Linked DNA regions of Homo sapiens: all the other regions are linked to region 2. The links are chromatin contacts, found by Hi-C or POLR2A ChIA-PET in ENCODE. All regions are on one chromosome and are shown on one strand. The core of a region is the stretch at or near the end of the contact, and the rest is flanking DNA. Distances in the headings are between cores, read along the strand shown. Region 1 holds the start of APLF (aprataxin and PNKP like factor). Region 2 holds the start of ALMS1 (ALMS1 centrosome and basal body associated protein). Region 3 holds the start of SNRPG (small nuclear ribonucleoprotein polypeptide G).

Evidence for each region. A loop is a pair of places that touch in the nucleus more often than their neighbours do. ChIA-PET counts read pairs that join two places held with the same protein, here RNA polymerase II (POLR2A). Pooled maps may share reads with other maps.
Region 1: a loop to region 2 is called in a map of naive thymus-derived CD4-positive, alpha-beta T cell, with 9 times the contacts of the local background. The contact joins the promoter of APLF here to the promoter of ALMS1 in region 2. A Hi-C loop is called at or near these places in 1 of 168 maps with a recorded cell type or tissue (naive thymus-derived CD4-positive, alpha-beta T cell) and 7 of 50 pooled maps. POLR2A ChIA-PET finds 5 or more read pairs at or near these places in 1 of 52 experiments (T-cell).
Region 3: a loop to region 2 is called in a pooled map, with 17 times the contacts of the local background. The contact joins the promoter of SNRPG here to the promoter of ALMS1 in region 2. A Hi-C loop is called at or near these places in 8 of 50 pooled maps.

The regions. Positions count from the first base shown.
Region 1 is chr2:68,465,852-68,469,669 of GRCh38, reverse strand. APLF (aprataxin and PNKP like factor) reads right to left here and starts at 2,085. Exons shown (of 10, transcript NM_173545.3): 1 at 1,843-2,085. The coding sequence starts at 1,938. It overlaps FBXO48 (F-box protein 48), which reads left to right and starts at 2,376. Exons shown (of 4, transcript NM_001024680.3): 1 at 2,376-2,459; 2 at 3,200-3,526. RefSeq lists a silencer at 1,801-2,010 and enhancers at 1,352-2,246, 2,247-3,142, 3,236-3,295.
Region 2 is chr2:73,384,329-73,388,050 of GRCh38, reverse strand. ALMS1 (ALMS1 centrosome and basal body associated protein) reads right to left here and starts at 2,215. Exons shown (of 23, transcript NM_001378454.1): 1 at 1,859-2,215. The coding sequence starts at 2,182. It overlaps LOC105374804 (a long non-coding RNA gene), which reads left to right and starts at 2,370. Exons shown (of 4, transcript XR_007087053.1): 1 at 2,370-2,598. RefSeq lists enhancers at 1,427-1,666, 1,707-2,456 and silencers at 1,727-1,896, 2,057-2,456.
Region 3 is chr2:70,291,760-70,295,673 of GRCh38, reverse strand. SNRPG (small nuclear ribonucleoprotein polypeptide G) reads left to right here and starts at 1,934. Exons shown (of 4, transcript NM_003096.4): 1 at 1,934-2,056. The coding sequence starts at 2,025. It overlaps LOC124906023 (a long non-coding RNA gene), which reads right to left and starts at 1,772. Exons shown (of 2, transcript XR_007086880.1): 1 at 1,742-1,772; 2 at 1-616. RefSeq lists enhancers at 1,773-2,252, 2,269-3,176.

The sequences.
Region 1 (3,818 bases), core at 836-3,335, 4.9 Mb after region 2:
GCATCTGTCAGCTCCAAAATCGAAAAAACTACAAGGCGATTTGTTTGTTCTCCAAATTTTTCCTTTAACACACTTAGGATGTCATTCATAACCACTTCTGATACACGCCAACCTTGGCAAAAGAATCTCATCCCTGAATGTTATTTCAAAAGGAAAAGCAAAATCTTGACCAGGTAATTGCCCAGCTTTCACTCCTTACCATTTTTAAAAACAGATACCAAATAGGCTCATCTCACATTAGCAAGTCGACAACACAAAGAACAAGCTACAAATAATGAAACGGTCTGCAATCTGTTGCCATGTTTCTAAACCACGGCCCTAAAATTCATCCACCTTTTAACCAGACCCACAGTACTCTACTGGTGACAATTTCTTAAGCAAGTCAAAACTCGTTAGTCACCAGACATATGATTACTAGATTAAGCACATACTCTTAAGTTTCAAACCTACGAATTTAAAAGAAAAATAAAGCCTCCAGACAGTTCCTTCCAGTGTTTGTATAGGCCAACAAACGATGAAAAAAATAGAAATGATGTTAAATATTTAAATAATCACTTGTCCAGTAAAAAAATGAACAGCAATTGAATATCTACTTCCTCAATAACCTTACCACATGCACATGTGCATGTACACAACACACAACACACAACACACACACACACACACACACACACACACACCCCTTTAGGACCAGCTTCCATAATACAATCTTAAACTACCACTCCTTTCCCTGCTCCCAGAAGGGACCTAAGGCAAGTACCAATGGTTCCATTTAGACTCTGGAAGTTAACCAGGACAACAGTACACACTCCTTACTCCTTGGTGTTAGCTCACTGACACAGGTGTCTCCCCGGTCCCAAGAGAAAACTCCTAAAGGGTAGGGACCCATGTTCCATTCATCTTTGTATGCCCCACAGTGCTAGAATCTGCAAAATGTTCTACACAGTGAGCACCAAACAAGAAATGTTGAATGTTAAAGAACAAAATAGAAAACTAGATGTACTTAAGAGATCTATAGAATTCCAGAATGCAATATGCAAATGTTCTTATTCCTAAACCTCTCCCAAAGAAGGTAGAGAATATTTAGCTTTGTGGCATTATGTGTCCAAAAGCTTATGTATGGACTTTAAATAATGTATGTATGGCTCAATTTTCTCATCTGAACAATGAGGATAATAAAAATAGCTAACTGATACGGTCTTGAGACAGTTAAAGATGTTGGTATAGGTAATGTCTCCTTAGACCAATGACACGAACGCTATACACATTACTTATGAAGGGTTAGCTACTCATTTTACTGGAAATAATAAATAATATAAATAAATAAGGTCCACACAGCTCTGCAAAGGAGACCAAAGGTTAAAAGAAATTAGCCTAGAAGACGTAATATCACAGTTTGGCAAACTTTTCTGTAAAGGACCAGACACTACTGTAAATATTTTAGGCTTTACAAGACAAGCCGCAATACCCTCAACCCTTGGAGCAACTATTCCCCCTGAAAAATTAGTAGATTTTTTGTTTACATTTTACATTTCAGAATTTAAGAATCATTCTTAGTTCATGGGGCCATACAAACATAGGCTGGATTTGGCCCCCAGGCACTAGTTTGCCAATCCCTGGATAAGATAATAATGGTAATACAGTCAGTGTTTTAAAAGCAACATAAAGAAATGTTTGTGAATTGGCTTAAAGGTAACTGAAAAACGTGCGGCCCCAAACTTCTAAAATCCGGACCGGCGGACCAGTGCGGTGGGGAAACCGGCCAGGACTAGGGCCGGTCTTCAGGAGCCGGCGCGGAACTCCACGGCTCTCGGGGTCCGCTAAGCCCCCGCCCACACTTACTCCCAGCAGCGGCCCGCGGCCGATCACCGTCTCCCCGGGCGCCAGGGCCACCCGGGGACCGCCGTCCCGCGGCTGCAGCTCGAAGCCCCCGGACATGGCGGGCAAGGATTAGGCCCCTTCGCCAGGAGACTGGCCCCTCCGCTGTTTCCGCCCTCCACAGACACGCGCGGGGCAAGCCCACGCCCTGGGAAAAAACACCGAGGGAGGGCCTCAAAGGCTCCCCGCGGCTGCGCCGGTCCTCTCAGAGCCCGGCCCCAGCGCAGCTTCACGAGTCCCGCCCCTCCACGCCTACTAATGACGCAACCGGGGATTCCCCAGTCTCGCCGCCTCAAAACTACTGTTTAAAAACCCCGGCTTATTCCCCAACACCCTTTTCACCTCCCTCCCATCTTGGAGGACGCCGGGCCTTGTAGTCCTGGTGGCTTTCTTCACTTCCTTTCCCGAGCGGAGACGCCCTGGAAAAAACTACCAATCCCCAAAGGCACTGCGCGCCCCTCTCGGCGCCTGCGCGAGTTCTGAGCAGGGCGGGACTCAGGTGGGCGGGATGCGAAGAGCTATGGGGAAGGATTCGAATTCCGGTGGATTTAAATCGCGGGAGGAGAAGCTACCGCGGCCTAGTAGGTAGAAGGGTCTTCCGTTCCCGTTGGCTTAGGTGTCTACGCTCCCGGGGACGCGGCCTGGACGCAAGCTCAGCCTTCCCTCCGCGGCCTGGAGCCGCAGTGACAGTCAACGCTGACGGTTGTTGTCACTTGTCAGTGCCCTGTGTTCTTGGGTTCCAGCAGCTGCAACCCGCGCGGGACACAAGGAGGGTGGCTCAGACGGGACGTGGGGTGATTAGCCCTGACCCGCGGGATTTGGACGGAGTGGGGCTCCCCGCCCCTCCGACTGCGCTGCCGCCGATCTATCCCTCCGAATGATAGTTGAAAGGGGGACGAGCTTTTACTTCACTTGAGAGAGAATTCAGGAAAGCTCAGTTCATAAAGGAGAAAGGGCAGAAGAGGGGTCGTTTCCAGGCATCCAGGCGAACCTGGACGTAGAAGAAAGATTCCTAGTGGGATTTTAGAAACTCGCAAAGGTATCCCCTGCTGTGAAATTCAAAAGCCTTCATTCCCGTTACAGGAATTCCACAAGGGGACGCATTTTATTCTCCCAGTAAGATCCTGGGAGAAGTGGATAAACACACTGTAACGTTTAAATGCACTGTAACGTTTTCCTAATGTGAGATTCTTTTCAAGAACGTTGTGGTTTGGCTTTGGTTTGTATTGGTGGTGGGAGGGGCCAAGGTGCATGGCAAAAACTTGCTCTTGACTCACCCGTTTTTACGTTTGCTTTCTTACTTCTCCTAACCCTCAAGAAGAAGACCTCTGTTGAACACAGACTGCAGTTCCAGCCACCACAGCTAATCTGGATCATGAATGGGAGCCACCGTGGTCTTGGCAAGTCCGAAAACATAGCTGAGTAGCTCGTCTAGAAAAGAGATTTGTGTTCAGCTGAGTTAAAAGAAGTATTTACCTCAAACCTCTCCTCTTGCACAACCAACCCCCGTTATAAAAGGAAGTGCAAAATGGAATAAACTGATTTTAAGTGAATACAAGCTGTCTTTATATACAAAAGTAACTCAAGGATGGTGATGTACCCAGTCATGCTTTCAACTGATTTGGGAAGCCTACACCATTCACCTTAGGTAAATTAGCTGAAACTGAGCTTTAAATCTGGGCTTCAAAGAGTCACATACTGTACCTAGCTGAGTTCTAAACATTGTTTACAGTTGTCACTCACTGTTGCTTGATGTCTTCAGTGACTATTATCCTTAGCTTGTAATTATGCATGTAGGATAGCTTCAAGGGGCCATTTCTAAAACACTACTCTTATGACTGAGTTGAATATTTGAGACTTTGTTTCATAATCCAGATCTCATCTTCTTGTCCATTTCAGATAGTAGTTGTGTCAAATGTAAGCACCTACCTACCTATAAG
Region 2 (3,722 bases), core at 966-3,465:
TTCCACCACCCACTCACAGCCACCACCTCCACCATAAATCTGGCCATATCTTAATATTGGCACAACCATTCAAACAATAACCTAACACCTGGCTACTTCACCTTTCACATCCCATCCGTTATTAAGTATGATGATTTTGCCTCTTAAATATCTCTCAAATCAGTCCACTTTTCCCTGTATCCACCAACACTTCCCTATTCCAAACTTTCATCATCTTTTGCCGGGCAATGCTGCAATGGTCTCCTAATTTATGCCCTTGACCTATGGCTACTGCTCCCCATCCCACCTTGCTATCACAGCTGTTCCACACTCTGCTATACACCTGACCTTTCTGAAACACCTAACTTATCATACATCCCCTCGTTTCAAATATTTTCTTCAACTCCCCAAAGCTCCAGAGATAAAGCCCCTAAATCCTTGGCATAGCACACAAAGCCTTGCAGTCTGTGCTCAAACCACGTTGGCTTCTGGGTCCTGGAAAATGCCATGCTCTCTCTCATCAACAGTACCTTTTCATGTGTTTTTCCCTCAGCTAGACGGCTCTTTCCCTCCCCTTTGCCTGATTAACCTTAAACTGTCTTCAGATATCAGCTCTATCATAACCTCCTCAAGAAGGCTTTCCCAACTTCACTGACAAGGCCAGATTATCTTACTTTATGCTTTCATAGAATATTAGCACATATATTAGTTTCACTTTATGTGATCATCTGAAATCTGTCTGCCTCCCTGTCTAGACCATGAACACAAGGAAGGCAGAGACCAAAAATGTTTGGGTTCACCAAGCTTTCCTTAGCACCCAGCACAATGTGTGGCACATGGTGAATTCTAATAATACATGTTCAATGAATTAAGTACCCCCTGGAATATTCACCAGACAAAACAACAACTACTGCTCATTAGTGACAAAACTCTACACCTTCACTGTCTGTGATGATGGAACTGTTCCATTATCTGCTCTGTCCAACATGGTAGCCACTAGCCTAGTGTGGCTGCTGAGCACTTGAAAACCGGTAAGAACAGACGCATGGAATTTTTCATTTAATTTATTTTTAACTCTTACTCAAAACTATAATAGTTTTCTCTTTAAGATGTAAAAAGCCACACGTGGCCAGTGGCTACTGTACTGAGCAGGGCAGGTCTTGCTCCTCGAAAAGCAGTAAGTTAAAAAAAGGGGGGTAAGGGCAGCAAATTAAATGGAGAGTTATTTTCAAAATGATCTTCGGGGGTCTACCATGAAATCGGCTTTCTCCATTGTGTATTATCTGTGCTTTGTAGTTTTGCAGACTGTTTGGAGCCGCATCACAAGCCTCCTGCATTCCAAGCCCCTCCTATCGGCTGGGGAACCCCTTTATTGCTACAAATGATGGTCCAGGGGAGGAAAACCCGCGGGGAGCCTCTCCAGACTAAGTGATCGCGCGGTGTACATTATCCACATTACTCCCTCAGGGGAGTCCTGCAATTCAGTCAAGCTCATCTGTTCACTGTCTCCCCAACAAGATGCTCCCCAGGCAACCACTCGCTCCGGTCCTACACCGCCTTTTCCCTCCTTCAAGGCTCGACACACCCGTGGTCCTCTCTCAGCGTTTCTCACGGGGAATGCAGGCTCCCCTGAACGTCTACGGGAGTTCAAAAGGCCCAGGACCCACCGAGGGGGAGGAAACGAGAAGTCTTTGCCACAAAGCCTGGGAGACGCGGAGCAGCCGGCCGGCACCTGGGCTGGAGTCTGGGCCGCCTACTAGCCTCAGCTGCGCGCGTTTTCTCCGTCAGGCGGCGTGACCTGCGGGCGGGCGGAGCGCTCGGGGCCCAGCCTCCACCCCCAACTCGCCGCGGCTCCACACCCCTCCCCGGCCCGCCTCACCTTCTCCAGGGAGGTCCGCTCGCCCTCCGAGTAGCGGTGCTGCGGGGGCGACAGCGGAGGCAAAATCCTGCCGGGGTGCGCCTGCAGCCAGGCCTTGGCCTCCTCGTCCTCCTCGTCGTCTATACTTTCCAGATGCTGGGGCCCGTAGTGAGAGTCGGAGTCCAACTCCCGCCCCGCCTCTTCCTCCACCTCCTCCACGACCACTACGTCGTCCACGTTCGCCGCCGCCGCCGCTGCAGCCTCCTCCTCTTCCTCCTCCTCCTCCTCCTCCTCCTCCTCCTCCTCCTCCAGCTCGCCCGGCCATGGCAGATCCTCGGGCTCCATGTTGGTGTCTCGCTCTGGGCGGCAGAGGAGGAGGAGGAGGGGGGGAGGGAGGGGAAGGGGAGAGCCCTGACTGGCGGTTGTGGCCCAGCTTAGGCGCAGTGCCGCCCGCCTGGGCGGGGCCGGAAGACCGCGCGCGCGTTGCTAGGGACGCCGCGCGAGGCCCGGCGGGAACGCCTTAGGGCGGAGGTTTGCTACAGGCGACGTTGCCGCCTCGCCGCCGTCACCGGCCGGGACCTTGCGAACTGTACTGTAAGCTCACAATAAACCGGGACTGGGCGCCTTCCGGGGCGCAGAGGGCCCCGCGCAAGGACAGTGTAGTTCTCGGCTGGGGTCGAGTTTCGCCCCTGCACAGAGAAGAGATCAAACTCTAGGACGTACCCGTTATAATCACACATGCAAATTATAAAGTTTTAAAGGTTGAGTATCTCCTAAAGTGTCAAGCTGTATGGTGGGCGCTTGAACCTAACCGTGGAAAAGTGTCACGGGTTGTTAGAGGGATTAAGAACTGGGCACTGGCATCAGAAAGATCGGAGTTTGAATCCTGGCATCACCACTTAAAGTGGTGTGACTTTGTGTTTATAAAACGATGATAATAGGCCATCGCATAGGATGGGTGTGATAATTAAAGGAAATAATCAATGTGAAGGACTTAGTGATAGGTTGGTTATTGTACAATAACTCATTAGATGCTCACGGTTCTGTGAGACAAGTATTACTATTTCATGTATGAAGAATCTGAGGCTAAAAAAATTAATTTGCCCAAAGTTTCTTACCTAGTAAGTGGCTGACTCAGTATGCCATCCCAGGTCCTCTGTTAGTGTAGGAATTGCCCTGGCCTAGACCAACCAGCTGTTAAAGGATAACAGAGCAAATATTTATACTGATAGTACATATGTTTTGGTGGTTCGTCAATGACTTTGGAGTGCTTTAAAAACAAAGATTTCCTGACCGCTTCAGGAACCTCTACGAAATGAATGGCAAATTAAAGTATCTTAAGATGCCATGTAACCAGACACCACCTGTACCCCCAATAACCTATGGGGAAAATTTTTAAATTAAAATTTTAAATAATAATTATAATCTTGAGATGCTTCACTGTTACCAAAGGAAATAGCCATAATTAAAGTGGAGTCCAGCAAAAAGTCTTCATGGTATTACCCACAATAGTAGAGATACATTGATAATGATGCTGAACCAATGTTGGTGGGGCAATTTTAGGGTTATTGCCAAGGATGTATGTCCTGCCTACCTGTCAATGACCCAATCCTGGCAAAACTTTAAGGGTAGAACATGAACTGGAGCCCAGTCTTGGAGTTCTGTTGAACACCTCTAAATGGACTATGAGTACATTAGGGTTATTTATTCTTAAGGGGTTTAGGGGTTCTCCTTGCCGGAGACCTATTACTGTAATAGTAGAAAAGAATTTATTAATTTTGTATTCCTGAATGTGAAATCTCAATGTTTATCTCCAGTAAGAGGACACACATTTCACTGATATTAAATAACTGTAAAGCTTTACCTTTTTAGAAACTCCGCTATC
Region 3 (3,914 bases), core at 685-3,184, 3.1 Mb after region 2:
AGCTATGACCCTGCTAGAAAAAATTCAGTGTCTAGGATTTTGAGTACTAAGAGAGTGCAAAATATGTGATGAGTTTAAGTCTTTACTATCATTGATATTTATATAGAGCCATTCCAGAATATCAGGAATTAACTGAATTTTTGAGAACTATCCCCTATTTAAACACAAGGTATTCTATTTTGGTTTAGTCTTCTATAATTTTGGGGTAACAACTGGGAACAAGTCCGAGACCACTTTTTACACATCTTGACATGAAAAAAGAACACCTTATATTAGAAAATGTTTGTGTGCTGCACTTCACATTTTATATACAGGGGCAATAGCACATCAGTGAGTTCTGGAGGTAGTGTTTGAAAAATTTCAGAATTCCCAGGCATGCTGGCTAACCCCTGTAATCTCAGCACTTTGGGAGCCGGAGGCAGGCAGATCTCTTGAGGCCAGGAATTTGAGAACAGCCTGGGCAACAAAGCAAGACCTCGTCTCTACAAAAAAAAATTAGCTGGGTGCAGTGGCGTGCGCCTGTAGTCTCAACAACTCAGGAGGCTGAGGTGGAAGGATTGCTTGAGGCCAGGAGTTCGAGGTTGCAGTGAGCCATGATCACACCATGCTCCCCAGCCTAGGCGACAGAGCAAGAACTCATCTCAAAAAAAATTTTTTTTGCAAGACCCCTCAGTCAGAAATAGATTCAAATTCTTGGAGACAGACCCAGTCACCTTACTCTACAATGGTTCAGAGGCTGCTAATTTACATGTTACGGGAACCCTACTTGGTCTGACAGTATGCTGTAGGGTTACCTGCCAAAAAAATATAGAGGCCCAGCCGGGAGCGGGGGCTCACGCCTGTAATCCCAGCACTTTGGGAGGCCGAGGCCAGCGGATCACGAGGTCAGGAGATCAAGACCATCCTGGCTAACACAGTGAAATACGGTGTCTACTAAAAATACAAAAAATCAGCCCGGCGTGGTGGCGGGCACCTGTTGTCCCAGCTACTCGGGAGGCTGAGGCAGGAGAATGGCGTGAACCCGGGAGGCAGAGCTTGCAGTGAGCCGAGATCGCGCCACTGCACTCCAGCCTGGGCGACAGAGCAAGACTCCGTCTCAAAAAAATATACATATATAGAGAGAGGCCCATTCCTCCAGGGATCATTATCATTTGGTATATTGGTATATATGAAGAAAATAAGCGATACGATCCACAGACATGCGGGATTGGCCGGGTTTGCCCAGGAGCTAGAGACGGGACCGTTATCTCAATATCTCAATTTTATTTTTTAAATAGAGAAGGGGTCTCGCTATGTTGCACAGGCTGGTCTCGAACTCCTGGGCTCAAGAGATCCAAAGTTCTGGGATTTACGGCGCCCGGCTTTTTTTATTTATTTATTTATTTTTATTTATTTTGGCTGTTCCATAGACAAGAGCAGGGATAACCGGCTGGGCGCGGTAGCTCACGCCTGTAATCCTAGCACTTTGGGAGGCCGAGGCGGGCGGATAACGAGGTCAGGAGATCGAGACCATCCTGGCTAACACGGCGAAACCCCGTCTCTACTAAAAAATACACAAAATTAGCCGGGCATGGTGGCGGGCGCCTGTAGTCCCAGCTATTCGGGTGGCTGAGGCAGGAGAATGGCGTGAGGCCGGGAGGCGGAGCTTGCAGTGAGCCGAGATCGCGCCACTGCACTCCAGCCTGGGCGACAGAGCTAGACTCCGTCTCAAAAAGAAAAGAAAAAGAGCAGGGATACCCACCGGTGGAATACCCGTTATCTCAATTTTGTACAAGGAAAACGGAATTCAGAAAGGTGCCTAGAGGACGCACCCCTCCGTCCTGGCCAATCGCTGAGGACATAACCGGAAGCTCAACGATGACCGAGGCGCTGAGATATCGCGAGGTGAAATGTAAAAACTGCCAACAATCCATTGGCTAACGAGGTCGATGACGCCAGACGCAAGACGCCGGGCCTACAGCGGGAGCGTGAGGAAAGCCGTGCGTTGCGTTCCAAGGCATCTGTGAGCCCGCGGAGTATACACCATGAGCAAAGCTCACCCTCCCGAGTTGAAAAAGTAAGTATGTGTGAGAGCCAAACCGAAGTGGTCAGTTATTTGCGTCCTGCGAGTCCCTTGGTTCCCTCTCCGTTAGCCGAATGTCTTGAGCCGCTTCACTTCATTTCTTCTTCCGGTCCGAGGTCGCCGGGATCCCGGCCAGGCTCCCGCGCATGAGACGTGAAGCCCGCGCAGAGCTCGCGCGTCGGTGTGGTTACAGCCGGCAGCCACGGCACCTCCTTCCGGCCGACTAGTCTCCAGGTCCCGCGGTCTGGCCCCTGGTCACCCGGCGCTGTCCCTCGTTCCTTGAAGATCTCCAGTGCTACCTTTTGTTGAACATCTCGAATAGTATCATGTTCTAGATAGACGGCTAGAGGGGGAAATTCTCTGAAGGAACTAAGGAGGGGCTGGAAGGGAAGGAAGTGTTTTTAAAACTACGTGAGGCATCAGAATCCGAAAGCCACTTTAGTCTTAGCAAATGTGTTTGTAGGTGTTTGAGCTTTTACTTAGAAACCTCATTCCTTTTTCTTGCCTTCTTTTACGTTAAGCTTGAATGTCATGTGTTATCTTGCTCTGATGTTGAAACTATATAAGAACATTCATTTTTCTTTTTTTTTAAGAACATTAATTTTTTCTAGTCAGAGAAGGCTAATTTTTTGAAGTTTTTTCTACACACCCAGTAAAGTCAAACAACTTTAAGTAGGAGAGCCTTACTTTAGGTAGGACTCAACGTAAAGCTTTGAATTCCTCAAATACTTTTTGAGTGGACTTAACAGGTTATGTGTTTCCTGACTACGTTTCTGTTTTGCTTATACTTCCTGATGCTGGAATTCTACATGTATTAGTTGGATTGCACAAAGGATGCAAAATTTTTACAGGGATCAGTTTTTTCTGGCGTAGCATGTGGTTGGCTTTGTGTATAGTTAGTTCATTTATTACCAGGCCCATGGAAGTCAGACAAAAGGTAAAGTTCCTATTTAATAATTTTGCGGCCGGGCACAGTGGCTCACGCCTGTAATCCCAGCACTTTGGGAGGCTGAGGCGGGAGGATCACCTGAGGTCAGGAGTTCGAGACCAGCCTGGCCAACATGGTGAAACCCCCGTCTCTACTAAAAATACAAAAAATTAGCCAGGCAGGTGGTGTGCGCCTGTAGTCTCAGCTATTCCGGAGGTTGAGGCAGGAGAATCGCTTGAACCCGGGAAGCGGAGGTTGCAGTGAGTCAAGATCGCGCCATTGCCCTCCAGCCTGGGTAACAAGACCGAAACTCTGTTTCAAAAAATAATAATATTTTTGCATTTAAAGGTCCATTTGTATCAAAGCCATCTTTTGTATGAAAACTACTTCTATGTATATTTTAGTTAGGTCTGTTAAGGAATTAATTATTAAAACATAAGCCCAACGCGGTGGCTCACGCCTGTAATCCCAGCACTTTGGGAGGCCGAGGCGGGCGGATCACGAGGTCAGGAGATGGAGATCATCATGGCTAAAACGGTGAAACCCCGTGTCTATAAAAATACAAAAAATTACGTGGGCTTGGTGGCGGGCGCTTGTAGTCCCAGCTACTCGGGAGGCTGAGGCAGGAGAATGGCGTGAACCCGGGAGGCGGAGCTTGCAGTGAGCCGAGATCGCGCCACTGCACTCCAGCCTGGGCAACAGAGCGAGACTCCGTCTCAAAAAAAAAAAAAAAAATAGAAGTTACTCAGAAATTATTGTGAAAATTACTCTTTTTATCTGAAAGTTATTTTTGGTGATGTAAGTATCCTCTGGATTCATCAGGGACTGGTGAAATGGTGATTTTTTTTTTTTTAACAAAAAGACCATTCTCTACTTGTAATCTAAGATTTTCTTTCTGATTCATAACATAGTTTTTGAAAATTT